Linked DNA regions of Mus musculus: region 2 is linked to region 1. The links are chromatin loops, found by intact Hi-C in ENCODE. Cell type or tissue: heart. All regions are shown on one strand. Links, peaks and the distances in the headings refer to the core of each region. The heading gives the core; the rest is flanking DNA.

The links. Hi-C counts contacts between places; a loop is a spot of excess contacts. Peaks named below come from ENCODE experiments on the same cell type or tissue, not always from the same donor. Only the 100,000 strongest peaks of a DNase experiment are listed, where the experiment ranks them.
Region 2: a loop joins it to region 1, with 11 times the contacts of the local background. A loop is called at or near these places in 24 of 42 quality-filtered maps.

Annotation. Positions count from the first base shown.
Region 1 is chr6:31,656,967-31,663,833 of GRCm38, forward strand. All of the region lies in intron 1 of Gm13846 (a long non-coding RNA gene), which reads left to right. Gm13848 (predicted gene 13848) reads right to left here. Exons shown (of 3, transcript NR_152155.1): 3 at 5,254-6,771. Among named protein-coding and RNA genes, the nearest start is that of Gm13848, 5.7 kb to the right of the region's middle. In heart, for the core only: a CTCF peak has its summit at 3,975 (motif pointing right); a DNase peak (open chromatin) is centred at 3,975; H3K27me3 peaks cover 614 bases.
Region 2 is chr6:32,588,340-32,595,206 of GRCm38, forward strand. No RefSeq gene overlaps it. Among named protein-coding and RNA genes, the nearest start is that of Plxna4, 3.6 kb to the left of the region's middle. In heart, for the core only: a CTCF peak has its summit at 3,250 (motif pointing left); a DNase peak (open chromatin) is centred at 3,232.

The DNA.
Region 1 (6,867 bases), core at 2,891-5,390:
TGATGCAGTAAAGATGGTTACTTCATGGCTAAGGAGAAGAGGGGGTGCAGGCTCACTAGAAGCTCAAGTTCCAATATGTCTTTCAAGAGTAGGAACCCACAACCAAACTTCTTCCTACAAGGCCCCAGGTCCCTTTACCTCCTAATAAAGTCACAGGCTGGTGACCAAGCTCTCAGCACATGACCCACCTCAGGTGAGTGTCAATCACCACAGCAGCGCCAGGCCAGACTCATGATATGCTGGGAGGCACATGGTGGTATCCATCTGTAACTTCAGCACCCAGAAGTGGAGGTCCATCCTTGGCTAGGTTTGCAATAGCTCAGTTGGTAAACTGTGCATCCTGCATGCAAGACCTGCTTTCCACCCTGAGAACCTACATCTAAAATCAGGGTGTGATAGTGTGCCCTTGAAGTCCTATTGTGGAAGAGGAAGAGTTAAGCTGATTTCTGATTCCTAGGGCTCACTGACCTAACCACACAAGAGACTGCTGACTAGTTTGGTATTTTGGGGGTGGGGTGGGCGGGTGGGTTGTTTGCTTGTTTGTTTAGAGCTACAGAGCTTTGAACTCACAGAGATCCATCTGCCTTTGTCTCCCAAGTGCTGGGATTAAAGGGATGCACTCCCATGCCCCTTCTTAATTTTTGCGTCAATTTGACATAAGGAAGGGTTATCTGGGAAGAAGGAATTTTAATGGAGAAAGCACCACCAAAGGAGTTTTCTGTAGGTAAGTCTGTGAAGGGCGTTTTCTTGATTGATGATTGACATGGGAGGGCCCAGCCCATTGTGTGTGGGGGTCCTGGGCTGGGGGGAATCCTGGGATATAGAAGAAAATCAAGTGAGCAAGTCAGGAGGAGCAAGCCAGTAAGCAGCACACCTCCATGGCCTCTGCTTCAGTTCCTGCCTCCATTTCCCTACCCTGTTTGAATTCCTGTCCTGACTTCCTTCAGTGATGGACTGTTACCTGGAAGTACACGATGAAATAAATCCTTTCCTTCCCAAGTTGCTTTTGGTCATGGTGTTTTATCACAGCAATGGGAGTCCTAAGATCCTGTTTTGTTTGTTTGTTTGTTTGTTTTAAATAAACCTTTCCAAACCAAGATGAATGGTACCCGAGGAATACCATTCAAGACTAACTTCTGGCCTCCACACCCATGCGCATGTACCAATACATTCATCAATGACTCTACAGCAAGTTCAATGCTAACCTAGGCTGCATGAAACTGTTTATTAAAACAAAACAAAGAAAAAATTTGAAGAGACAGATATATTCTGGGCAGGGTTTCCTCCCCACAGCCACTCAGCATTTAGTTGAGAAACTAGGCTGGTATCATTTTCTTGCATTTGGCAAAAATCACATGAGGAGCAACCTGAAAGTATACGTTGTCAGTCCGGACCATCCTCCTTTATCAAAGCTACTGCGTTTGTCTTCTTTCTACACCCAGGACACTTTGGAGGCAGATCGCTTGCTTATTGGTACCTCTCTTCCCCTTTTCAAAAATCCTTGGAGAATTTTCTCGCCCAGTTTTTCTTCCTCAGCACCTGGCCACATTTCCTGCACACAACAGCCAGTCAATAAATATCTGTTGTGGCTGATGATGATCAAGAGTGAAATTGAGGAAGCCTTTCATGTGTTGATAATGGCGGTGCTGTGCATCGGATCGGGCGCGAGGGGCTGCCGGAAGCATCGATGATTGTTGTCGCAGTCTCGTCTCCCCGCGCCGACTTAGCAAGCCTCTGATTGAACGATGATAAGGGTATCATTTTGCTGCATTAGGAGGAAAAGGTATATGGAGATTTGATGTGAGTAGTGTTTCATAACTTTCTCTGGATAAAAATAGGGGCATTTGTCTTCTTTCATCTAAGGCTGAATCATTTCTGAAATGGAGCCTTAAATTCTGAGGTGCAGAACATTTCCAGCTAAGCATCCTTGAGAGAGCTCGCTTGCTTCATGGTTTGTTTTTTTCCCTGGCCAAATGGGGAGTAAGATTGCAGAAACCTGTTACCTCCTGATAATTGGAGCTCTGAATGGGCGTGTGCCCACAGAGAGTGGCAGTCACTCCCGGGAGGCTCCTCGCCCTAGGCTGGCTTTGTTTCACCCTAGAGCTGTGACTCAGGGGGACCACAAGGTGTTTTTAGAAAGAGAAATGAAGGGGTATCCTGCATACTGACATTTGTGGGGTACCCATTATTGTGCCAGGCACCGTGCAGAGGACAGAGACCTATCCCTTTTCCAGGGAATTGGGGTGGGTTTTGTGTGTGTGTGTGTGTGTGTGTGTGTGTGTGTGTGTGTGTGTGTGTGAGAGAGAGAGAGAGAGAGAGAGAGAGAGAGAGAGAGAGAGAGAGAGAGACTGCCTCACCCAATCCCTAATAGACGCTAGGAGTTCAGCTCATAAGGGTGGTTAGTGCAGGGTTGCTGATGAGGTTTGGGTAAAGAAAGGCTGGAGGCAGGCATAAATGGTCTTGGTGATGCAATTACTTTTTTTTTGTATTTATTTTTAGCCTATGTACAAAATGTTTTACCTGCACATATATGTATGGATACCACATATGGTGTCCTCAGAGGTCAGAAGTTAGCAGCGAATCCTCAGAATCTGGACTTATAGATGCTTGTGAGCTGCTGGGTGGGTGCTGAGACTCAAACGTGGGTCTTCTACAAGAGCAGCCAGGGCTCTTAACCACCGAGTCACCTCTTCAGCCTCTCCACCTTAATTTTTTGAGACCGTGTTCCTTGCTGAATTTGGAGCTAGACTGACCAGTGAGTCCCTGAGATCCTCTTGGCTTTGCCTCCCTGGTGCTGAGATTACAGACCCACGGCTGCCGTGCCCAGCTTTTTACATGGTATGCCCGGTGTGCAATTAAGGTCCTCATGAGTACCTGACAAGCACTTTACTGACTGAGCTTTCACCGTATCCCCAAATACCTCAATATGTGAAGGGGATGGCTTCAATCCATACCAACGGGAGATGTAGGTTTTTATTAGGGTGATAAAAACTAAGAAAAAAGTCAAGGGTTCCAATTACCTTAGAAGGTCAGAAGGGCTACTGTCTGTCATGTGGTCAATTACCCCAGGATTGTCCTCTGAGAGGGTTAGCCACGCCCCTCCATGGCTGCATCTCAGTCCATCTGCATACACTCTTTCTTCACGCCAGTGGTGCCTCCCGCCACCTCCTCTGCTCTCTTGCTCCATGCTTTGTGAGAAAAGGGACAGAATATAGTATGGTAGAAGGTCCTGGGGGTGGGGATGGGGGTGGGGGAGAGGAGTCCACAGTAGTCCTTTGGCTGTTAGAACCAAGACTGGCTACATTGTTTCATTGAGACAGTGTCACCTGGCAAAAGGATCCTGGTTTATCCTTAAGGTTGGGGTGAAGGTGAGAAATAAAGTAGGTAAAGACAGTAGCCACAGACAGCCTTCCCTCCCCTCTTCTGGGAAAACCAGCTCACGGTTGGCCCATAAGTCTTGCCACTCCCCAAAGAAGCCTCTTGCTAGATCCCCTAGGCCATGGTCACCCAATGATTCGGGTTCAGCAAACAGCTTCCTCTGGTGTCATGTCTTCCCTAATGGAATGACTGCTTACCATACCCAGTTAGAGGAGAAGTGCTCTGCAGATCGAAGCTGGCTGAGTCAGGCCCAGAAAGGAAGGAAAGAGATCACCCCAGTAGGGAGATTGGCTTAGGGAGGCTTGAGAAGGGTCATGGCGCAGGCGGAGGGTCTGTTAGTGTGTGAGGCAGAGGACTAGTCACATGTAGTAGCTGGATACTAAGTCTGGCAGTCTGTAAATGGTAGTGTCAGAAAAGCGGTGGCCTGGTCTGCAGAAAGTGAGGGGAGCAGGGACGAAATGGGCAGAGCAGGTCCCCCTGCCACCATCTCCTAGCCCTGAAGGTGGGATCCTGTGGGAAAAGCCTCAGAGACTGAAAGAACTAGGTCGGTATCTCCGTTAGGGTTAAGCAGGGACATAGTTGCAGTGCTAAAGTCTCTCCACCAGAGGGCGAGAAAGCCCCACATATGAGACCTAAAGGACAGTGGTTGCAGATCAGAATTAGGTCTGCATGGGGAGAGCGTTAGACTGAAGAATTAGGCCTGCCTATAATCATTCTCACCGAGAAAGAGTAGGCAAACGTTTCCCAGCATCTAAAGCCACATGGAACAGAGCATAACTTGTGGGCGTGCTTGCCCTGGTGGGGTGACACTATAAGGTACCCACCCCTCCACCCCACCCGGCTGACACAGGAAAGATCTCATTTGGATCATGTCAGTTCTCCACTTCTCTGATTCATTGTTCAAAATGGGGGGTTAACTCCAATTTTATCTGAGAGGACACTGGCCCGTGAGAGCATCACTGGAGGTGTCAGGGCCACACCTTCTGCTCTGAGGACCCTGGAGACGGATCACCACTGCTCATGGGCCTGGCTGAGGGGCCTGCCTTTGTTCAGTTGTAGGCAGGACAGTCTCAGAATCAGACTGAAGCCAGGGCAGCTGCACAACACGTTGACCCTAGGGTTCATCATCCTTGATATGAATATTAAAGACCAGCTCTTAACTAAGGTCCATCATCAGGGATGATGTCAGCGCACCAACATTCTCTTGAGAGTGAAGGCAGCAGAGTTCAGCAATGGCAGTGGTGGGGGCTCGCCCTCTCTCTGTCCCTTGAGCCTGAGCACTGGTTTGAATCATGGAGGGAAGGGAGTCCTTGTGAGTAATGAAGGGAGATGGGAGAGGCCGTGAGATCACACAGTCTTTTTTTTGTAACATCACATTTTTTATTGATTACTTGAGAATTTCATATACTGTACCCCAATCTCACTAGGCCTCCCAGATCCAGCCCTCAACTCTTGTGACCTTATCCCAGAAAAAAGAAGAGAACAAGAGGAGGAGGAGGAAGAGGAGGAGGAGGAGGAGGAAGAGGAGGAAGAAGAAGAGGAGGAGGAGGAAGAGGAAGGGGAGGAAGAGGAGGAAGAGGAGGAAGAAAAGGAGGAGGAAGAGGAGGAAGATGATGAGGAAGATGAGGAGGAGGAAGAGGAGGAGGTGGAAGAGGAAGAGGAAGAGGAGGAAGAGGAAAACCAAGGACATTGTGTATTGCCCACATACTCACTAGAGCATGGTCAAACTCCCAGTGGCCAACCTCTGAAAGAAAACTGTTTCCCCACCCCCACCCCCATCAAAAGCCATCAGCTGTGAAGAGTTATACTTCAGCATCTCCATCAGAATTCTAAGAGTTCTTTTCAATGGCTTCCTGTCTAGAGTGTTTCTTTTTTGGGAGGGGGTAGGCGTGAGGGTTGGGGTGGGAGAGGTTGTCACAGAGGACATCTATGTCTCTCAGTCTCAGCTGTGAGTCTGCAGTCATCACGCCCACTGCAGAAGAGGCTTCCTTGTCCTTCACAGTCGGGACATGGGTCATGGATCCCCACATACTTTCTGGGGACACACAGACCCACGGACATCAGCACAGACCTCAGCTGTAGCACAAATTACAGACGCCATCGTGGTCCTCTGCGGCAGCACAGGTCACAGGTATCAACATGGCCTTTAGTGGCAGCATGGGGCATAGACACCAACATGGTCTCCAGTGGTAGCACAGCCTATGGGCATCAGCATGGCCCTTGGCATGGACCACGGACACTATCATGGATTCAGGTGGCAGCACATTTATACAGATCTGTATAAATATTTTCCTCTCTGGGCATTAAGAAGCAATCCAGAGGAAGAACAAGTCAGACACTTGTCTCCTCTTCCATGATCTGTGGGACAGTAAACCATGCCAGGAAGCTTGGTGGGTAGAGCGGGTTGAGACCCCGGAAACTCACACCTGAGATAGAAGGTGCCTCCCTGCTCCCTGCTAGATACCTGGTCTGGAAGACCTGCCACACTTCCCACATAAGGAAATGTGACCTGTGGTGACGTTCACCTAGAACAGAGTTCTCCATGCTAAAGAAGTACCTAGAGGCACTGAGAGTTTAGCCAATAAGCTCCCCTTCCCAGACATTCCTCCCTGCAAATGGTATTTAATCTCGGGTTCATCCACCCTGAGAAGAAGATATGAATATTTTCCAGGATGAACAATCAATAAATAGTTTGGAACCTAGGACTGTCTCTTTCATCTACCACCGTCATGGGGAGCACGGAGCAGGTCTTCGCCTACAGAGCCACACAGCCTAAGTCTCCCATAGGAGGGCCCTCTGGGCCCTCAGACAACTGCTGCTACCTTCGCCAATGAGCAAAGCTGGAGCGCCCAGCCCCAGGCCTGGTCGACATGCCATTCTCAGCCTGTCAGCCCCCAGTGGTTTTAGCCTTGCTGTGGCCCGTGGACCCCTGACACCTTGTTCCCGACTCCTCTGTGTGGTTCTCTAGCAGCGACTAGATGCTCAGAAGTTAGGGAACACCAGCTTCGGCTTGCTCACATCTCGGACTGTTTTCCCACCCCCAGAGCGGTGTCTCTGTGCTTCCCTGAAGCCCAGCACCTACCAGGCAGCAGCGTGGGTGGGATAAGCGTAGTCAAGCTCCCTGCGTTTCTCTTCCCAAGCGGCCGTGCCCTGCCACGGGGTGGGATGCGGACCCACAATGGTCCAGGAAAGAGGATGCATTTTGTTATTGCACGTGGCTGACTCAGACACAGGGAGGAGAGATGGGTCTGTTCGATTGGTTTAGTCTTGCCACAGTCTAGGGAGGGACTCTAGAGGAAGAAGACCCGTTGTAGCTAAAGCAGTGCAGGAGAAAATCAGACCACATCAAATGGCATGGAAGGCTGAAGAAGCTGTCCAGGACAGAATCTGCCTCTGAGAGAAAGAAACGGAAGAGGGTGAGTTTTTTAGTGAAAGAGGTGATCTAGGTTATGGTGGGCTTGGGGCAGCAGCCACATTTCATCAAAATAC
Region 2 (6,867 bases), core at 2,008-4,507, 930 kb after region 1:
CGCCGCCGCCGCCGCCGCTGCCGCCGCCGCCGCCGCTCCCTCTCTGGCTCGCTAGCTGGCTCGGAGCTCGCGACTGACATCTAGACCAAGGTAGAGCGGCCGGCAGAGGGGGCAGGGGGCGCTTCCCCGCACGCTGCCGCCACTGGCCCGCCTGCTCTTCCCCAGTGTGGACGTTTGCAGACACCCCCTGGGTCTTCTTGGCTTCCTCGAGTCACCCTGGCGGTGGAGACACAGGGCAGAGTGGTGCATATATGGTGCCACCAAGTGCACTTGGATCGGGGCATACTCCCAAGCAGGCATGTGGTGCAGGCGGTCAGAGGCACTTCTGGGTGTTCCTAACAGACACCAGCCAAACATACATCCATTCCTAACCTAGAATCCCTGTCCAGCCCCACCAACCAAGGTAATCCTACACAGAGCACTAGAGGATGCCCAAACCCAAGGTTTCTTCTAGTCCTAGGACAGAAATGAATGGCCAATGCCACAGAGCTTGTTAGGTAACCTGATCTGTCCAGAGGCTGACCTTGCTTCACTGTCTCTGAAGCCCTAGGTCCTGGGCCATGTCCTAAACATAACCCAGACATTGCCAACATCAGAATAGTTTCAGAAGCCCAAAGGAAGAAATCCAGAGGTTGCTTAAATTGAGAGAGCATCTGGCAGGCAGGGAAATAGGTGAGGCTGCACTATCTAGAATATCTCTACAAAGACCCCCTCCAGTTAATGAGCCCAACGACCAAAATAAATAAATAAAAATAAAACAATTTTCAAAAGGATGCCCACCTATTTGTCTACCCAACTCTGCATGCTAAGTTCAAGGAAATGGCTCTGTCAGCCAAGTTCAGTAAGACTAGCCATTCATCAAAGAAAGACCTCTCCAGGAGCTTATGGTTTGGGGTTCCTGACCCACTCTCCCATGACACTTTCTTCAACCTCAGTCACTTCCTGCGCATAACTGTCCCTCCCACCAAAACCTCTCAGAATCTGCTTACTAGGAAAAGGTTGACAGTGGTATAAATTCCTTCCCCTTCTTATAGGGGTAATGTTTTCACAAACATCAAAGTTATACCCTCGGTAGACTTTCGAGGTGACAAGTTGGACAAGCTTCCGGGCAGGTAGCACACTTGGGTCGGGTTGGACTTACCACCCAGGACCTTGTTGAAAGTGCTCCCACCAGAAGGACACAATGAATCAAGTGTAAGCATGAAGAAGCCAGCCAGCCAGACATTTCTCTAGTTACAGGGTGTTCCAGGAGACAGCATGGAGCCCTGTTAGGCTCTGGTTGTCTGCTGAGCATCGCATGGCCCAGAAGACAGCAAGGGTTATCTTATTAGCTCCCTGTAATACATTGATCTGGCTCCTCTCTTCTCTGAAACGCTGGATCCCAGACCCAAGATAAGCACACAATATCAAGTTAGTTTCACAAGCCCAGAGAAACACAGAACAATAACTCCATGTTGCTGCTGCTTTGACATCCTCCTTCCAGAACTAAGGGAGCCCCGGGGCCAAGTGTCTGTCTGACATGACGCCTCAGAGACACTCATGCAAAATCAAAGGAAGCTGTCCCCACAGGTCTTAGTAAGGCTTGCCTCACCAGGGCCTAAACTCACTCAGAAGAGTCTCCTGAAATTGGCACATGACACCTTCATAACAGGCTCACCCCAGAAGTGACAGCCTAAAAGCCCCACAGAAAACCCACCAGGCTGCTTAAATAATGCACTTCACTAAAGGATACAGGAGATCCGATTGTCAGTTGGCTGTAGGGGACTTATGTGAAAATGCTCAAAGGGAGAGGAAGTAAGAACTTACTCTAAGCCCTTCTCAGCCAATCATCCAAGCAAGTCTTTGTCACCCTGCCTAGATGTCTTTTCTGCCCCTTGTAGTGCGTGTGTGTGTGTGTGTGTGTGTGTGTGTGTGTGTGTGTGTCCTGATGGATGGACCAGAAGTCAGACTTTTTTTTTTCTAGAGGTAGCAAACAAAATGTGCTTATTGTTCTTTATCTCCTGCCTAGTGTGTGCAATCATTTGTTTTCATTCAGAGGAGTCAGCATTGTGTGGTACCTGAAGAGTAATGACAGAGGCCAGTGACAGGGAAAGAATGTGCAGAAAGCTGGACCAACAAAGGACAGGTGCAGCCCCTGCCTGTCCTCCTCTTCTTAATAGGGCCTTCCCTCACGCTGCCTTTGCCTTTCTTGACTTCTATTGAATACCACAGGGGGAAGGCAGGCTGGAAACAGTTACAGCTTCCCACCATTGTAAGAATGGCAGAAAGGGTCAAACTAGCCACAGCAAGAGACTTGATGGCCTATTGAAGGTTTCCTCAACTCTAGGATGGGGGCGGGGGGATGGGTAAGGTCGACTGTCTTACTCCTTGACTTTACTATTGACCACCACTATCATTCGCACAGGTGTGCGCTTCAGTGGCCTTCCCTTGCGTGCCCGCCACATTTATACCTTCTCATTGCAGTGGCATTCACAAGAAATACAAGCCCTATGAGCCTGATTTGAAACTCTAATGCAGTGTGTATGAAAGGAGTCTGCATTCCCTGTCTCAGGAAAGTATCTGTTTCTCCAGGGGTACAATACAGGGAGGCAAGCCCTTAGCTTCCCTGGCTCTTCCCATGAATTAGTAGCCTGGAAAAGGCAGCTCTGTGTAGTGGTCCAGGTCACGCTTCTTCTACACTTGCTGCAAGCCCTCCGAGCTCTCACACTCCCCCCGCCCCGCCCCCACCAGCTGATGAAGGTGAAGAGAGATATACACTGGGCAGTCGGGCTGTTCTCTGCTCACCACGGGTCTGTGAGTCACTCACCATACTGGCCTGGTGGCAGTGTCTGGCTCCATGGCCACCGAGGAAGAAGTTAAATGGCACATTGTTTCCTAGAGCCCTGTTTTCTAAAGAAGCTATTTTTGTGAGATTTTGGCTGTGGTCCTTTGCCAGATTTTGGGAGAAACATACTGGCTCATCTCTCATGATAGCTGACTAAAAGAGCCAGGTTTAAGGGCGAGAGAAGACTCCTAACTTCCCCTTCACTTAGCTTCCACCATTTCATCAGCTCAGGAACAGGGTCACAGTTTTCATTGATAAAAGCCAGGGTTGTTTATTAAACAAATTGCTGGAGCCTGGTAGCGCTGCAGGGACTTCTTTCCCACAAGAGTAGTCCCAGACCTGGGTCCTGCTCTGTGCTCTGGATAAAAAACCCTCTGGCCTAAGGCTGCTTGAAAACCTACATTGTGGCGCCACCTGCAGGAGAGCATAATTATCGACTTTATCCCAAATGTAACTGAGAACAGTTTCTGGCGTCCCCAAACTACCCGGGCCAGGACAGAACTGCAGACAGACAGAATGGACCCCTGCTATCAAGGTGTGTCACCAGATGGCCTCCAGACACTCCAGCAGTTCTCAATGTGAGCATTTCTTGGAAACTGCCATTTCAAAGATCAACAGCCAATTTACAGATTCTCAGCCCATTCAAGAATATTTCCCTCACATCACTAAGAGGTTAACTAAGCCTAGAACACATGGGTCTATCTTCCAGGTACTGAGCCATTGCAGAGAGAAATGGATTCCCTTGTGACAGTGAGGATGGATCATCCCTGTTAGCATAGTTGTGATAGTCTTGGGACCCAAACTGCCCCTGCCTCATAGCCCATGGGTGTAAATGACTGCAGATATTAACATCTGACCCTAACTCCTCTCTACTCATCTCATGCTTTGGCCATCACTGTCAACTCCCTCTGGGTCTCCTCCATGAGAAGGGTTCCCTGCCCTCTGACCTGTGGTTAGTGCACTTAGGAGATGACCATGTTATTTTCCACAGGGTTCCTCATTACATGCATCAGTCATTTGGTGGGGAAAAAAACATCTTGGTATTACCAGCTATGCAGTGGCTTCTTAAGGACACCTCTGCCTGTCTATACTGCTGCTCACAGCCAGTGTTGCAGCTCTGCCATGGATTGTTAGACCACAGGGAGATATACAAAGGTAAAGAGAATGACTCTCATCTAGCCGCATGTGTACACAGACACAAGGGATCTTTGTCCTCTGGGCTTAGAAACAGCTCCTATGTCCCTCAACCAGGGTCCCAGTGTTCCCTCTCTCCTCCATAACCTCCTTGATCTACTCTCTACTCTGTAGCATTCTTCTTTCTCTTTCAACCGACTGGCAGACATTTTGTTCCAGTAGTAAAATTGAACTGTTAGAGGATGCGGTAGTGTGAGCAGAGATAGGAGAAGGACAGAAATGGCCTAAGTCTACCGGCCAGAAACAGCAGAGTCCAGATGTGTCAGGACTCATGGCTTTCTACAGAAAGTATAGACACTTGAATCTAGCCTTTGGAGTCTTCAGTGAAGTCCAAGACACTCTAGAGCAGGGGTGAGACGGCGCTTTATGGTAGTGCTTTGGAGGTGATGTGTCACGCAGCAATGCGCATCCAATGCAGTGAGGTCATGGAGAACAAATCATTGCTCTGGCCTCATTAGCCTTTTACTCTTGTTTTCTGAGCCCATTTGGCTTTAGGATAAGAAGGAAGAGGGGGGCATGCTTCACGCCTGCTCTCCTAATACGGGGCAGGGCTGAGCTCCTATTCACACCCTGGTGGGATCTCCCTGCAGGACTCTGGGGTTAAGGTCTCAGCACCTCTCAATGTGTTAAACAAAAATGGCAAAATCCATCCAAGGGTCTGGGAGGCAAAACACGGAGAACGTTCGAGTCCAGTGTTCACTTGAAGTGGGCTGTCATCAGTTCCAGACTGTCAGCAATCAGAGACGTCCAAGAGCGATGCAGAAGGCCTGCTAGGTCCTATTCATTTTAATGAGCTGTCTGGCTCCAGCCCCTGACCGAGAGAGCCTTCTGGAAACCAGCTTGAGTGGGACCCTAGTGTGAGACCTTGCATCTGCAGAACACTATTCCCCTCGCGGCCTCTCCCTCCAAGCTTTACCTGCAGATGATCTTGGTGCTCACCACACCACAAGTGAAAGGGACAGACTGGGGGGCCAGCCGTTTCTTGTGGCTAGAAGGTATAGTAAAGATGGGGAGGAGGCAGGGAGCAAGGCTAGCGGCCAGTAGTTTCATTTTCTTTCCCACAACTTTCCACAAGGATGTCCCTATGCCTTCTCTGCTCGGCCCTGGAAAGCTTGTAGAGATCTCAGGAGGCTGCACCAGTCGTGCACAAGGATGAGACCAGAGCTAGATGTGGCGGCACACATCTGCAAGCACAGCACTCAGCAGGCTGAGCACGAGGGTGGGAAATTCAAGGACATTCTGGACAACACAACCCAGTGAATGAACTGGAACTAAATAACAAGACCCTTCTTCAACCCCTTACTCCCAATGTATACCAAAACCCAGAGGCTGGGGAAAGGGGGAAAGGGAGAAATGAAATTATGAGCAGGAGAAAAGGAGACCGTGCCTATTCTGGGTCAGAGGAGAAAGAAAGCCCTGACAACTCCCTCAGATAGGTTCTGGGTCAATTCTGAGACCCTTGCTAGTCCTTTCCCCTTCGATATCTCCCTCTAGGGCTCGGTGACAGGCCCTGTTCTCCTGCCTCTGTTCCCATGACCAGGTCCATTTCCAGTCCTTGTTTTTAGAGGAGTCCCTCCTAAAATTCCCCTCCTGACAGACTTGCAAATGTTACACATTCCATGGAATTCAGGGGAACAAGGGCCCAAGGCTGCAATCATGTGTGGTGCCATGTAAGGATGGAGGAGAGCCAATCATGCCTATCTCTCCCCATCACTGCATTCGGTGACGCCATGGTGGCACCTGGAAATAAGACACCGTGGAAATATGTACAGCACAACAAGCACACATTACAACTAGGGACGGTTTTATTAAGCATCTCCTGGCATAGCACAAGAGAGGCCCAATGACAGGCCTGGGAAAGGGTATTTGGTTCATATCACCTTGCCAGCCATTCAGGTGACAAATTCCACCTGTATTAGTTCATCTTCTGTTGCTATAATATAGTGGCCAAGGCTAGTAACTATAAAGAAAAGAGGTCTATTTAGCTCTTGGTTCTGTAGGTTCAAGAGCACAATGGCAGCACTATCCCAGCCTTTGAAAGGGTCCCACGGGGAAAACACCGTAATCATCAGAGCACTCAAAGAGGAGAGGTCACATGACCTGTAGAAAGCCAAAGAGACTGGGGAACAACCATAGTTGTTCTCTTTTAACAACACTCTTTCAAGAACTAATTCAGGTGTCTCGGGAGAGCAGTCACAATGCTTCCTAAGGGCAAAGACTCCAGTGACCTAGGGACTCCCCACAAGGCTCCACTTCTTATCAGTGGTGTGCCACCACTGTACTGGTCCATCTACTGGGGACCAAGCCTCCAACACCCATTCAGACTGAATCCAGCAGTTATCAGAGGTGCCAACAGCACCAGCCTAACTCATGGCTTCTATTCTGCCAGCGTGTCACTTTTAGAGAGAATATTAATATACACTTTTCTACAGGCTATTTTTCCAAGTTCTATATTTAAGCGACTGTATTCTTGCTCTGTCGAGTGATTGTGACTTATTTTCTCCAACCAGAACATCAAAGCAAAGCCTATTGACATTACCTGGCTCAGGCTACCCAGGAAGACCAACATGTAAATCTGTTCGTGGATGCTTTCCTGTTGCTGTAATAAAACACCACGGCCAAGTCAACTTATAGAAGGATATATTTATTGGAGTTTATGGTTTTAGAGGCTGAGAGTCCATCACCGTTATGTAGGGAAAGCTAAGCAGCAGGCAGGCATGGAGCAGCAAGCTGAGCACTCACATCTTAAACCACAAGCAGAAAGCAGAGAGCAACTTTAGGTGGTATGTGGATTTGAAATCTTAAAGCCCACCCTGCAGTGACATACTTCTTCCAGCAAGGCCACATCC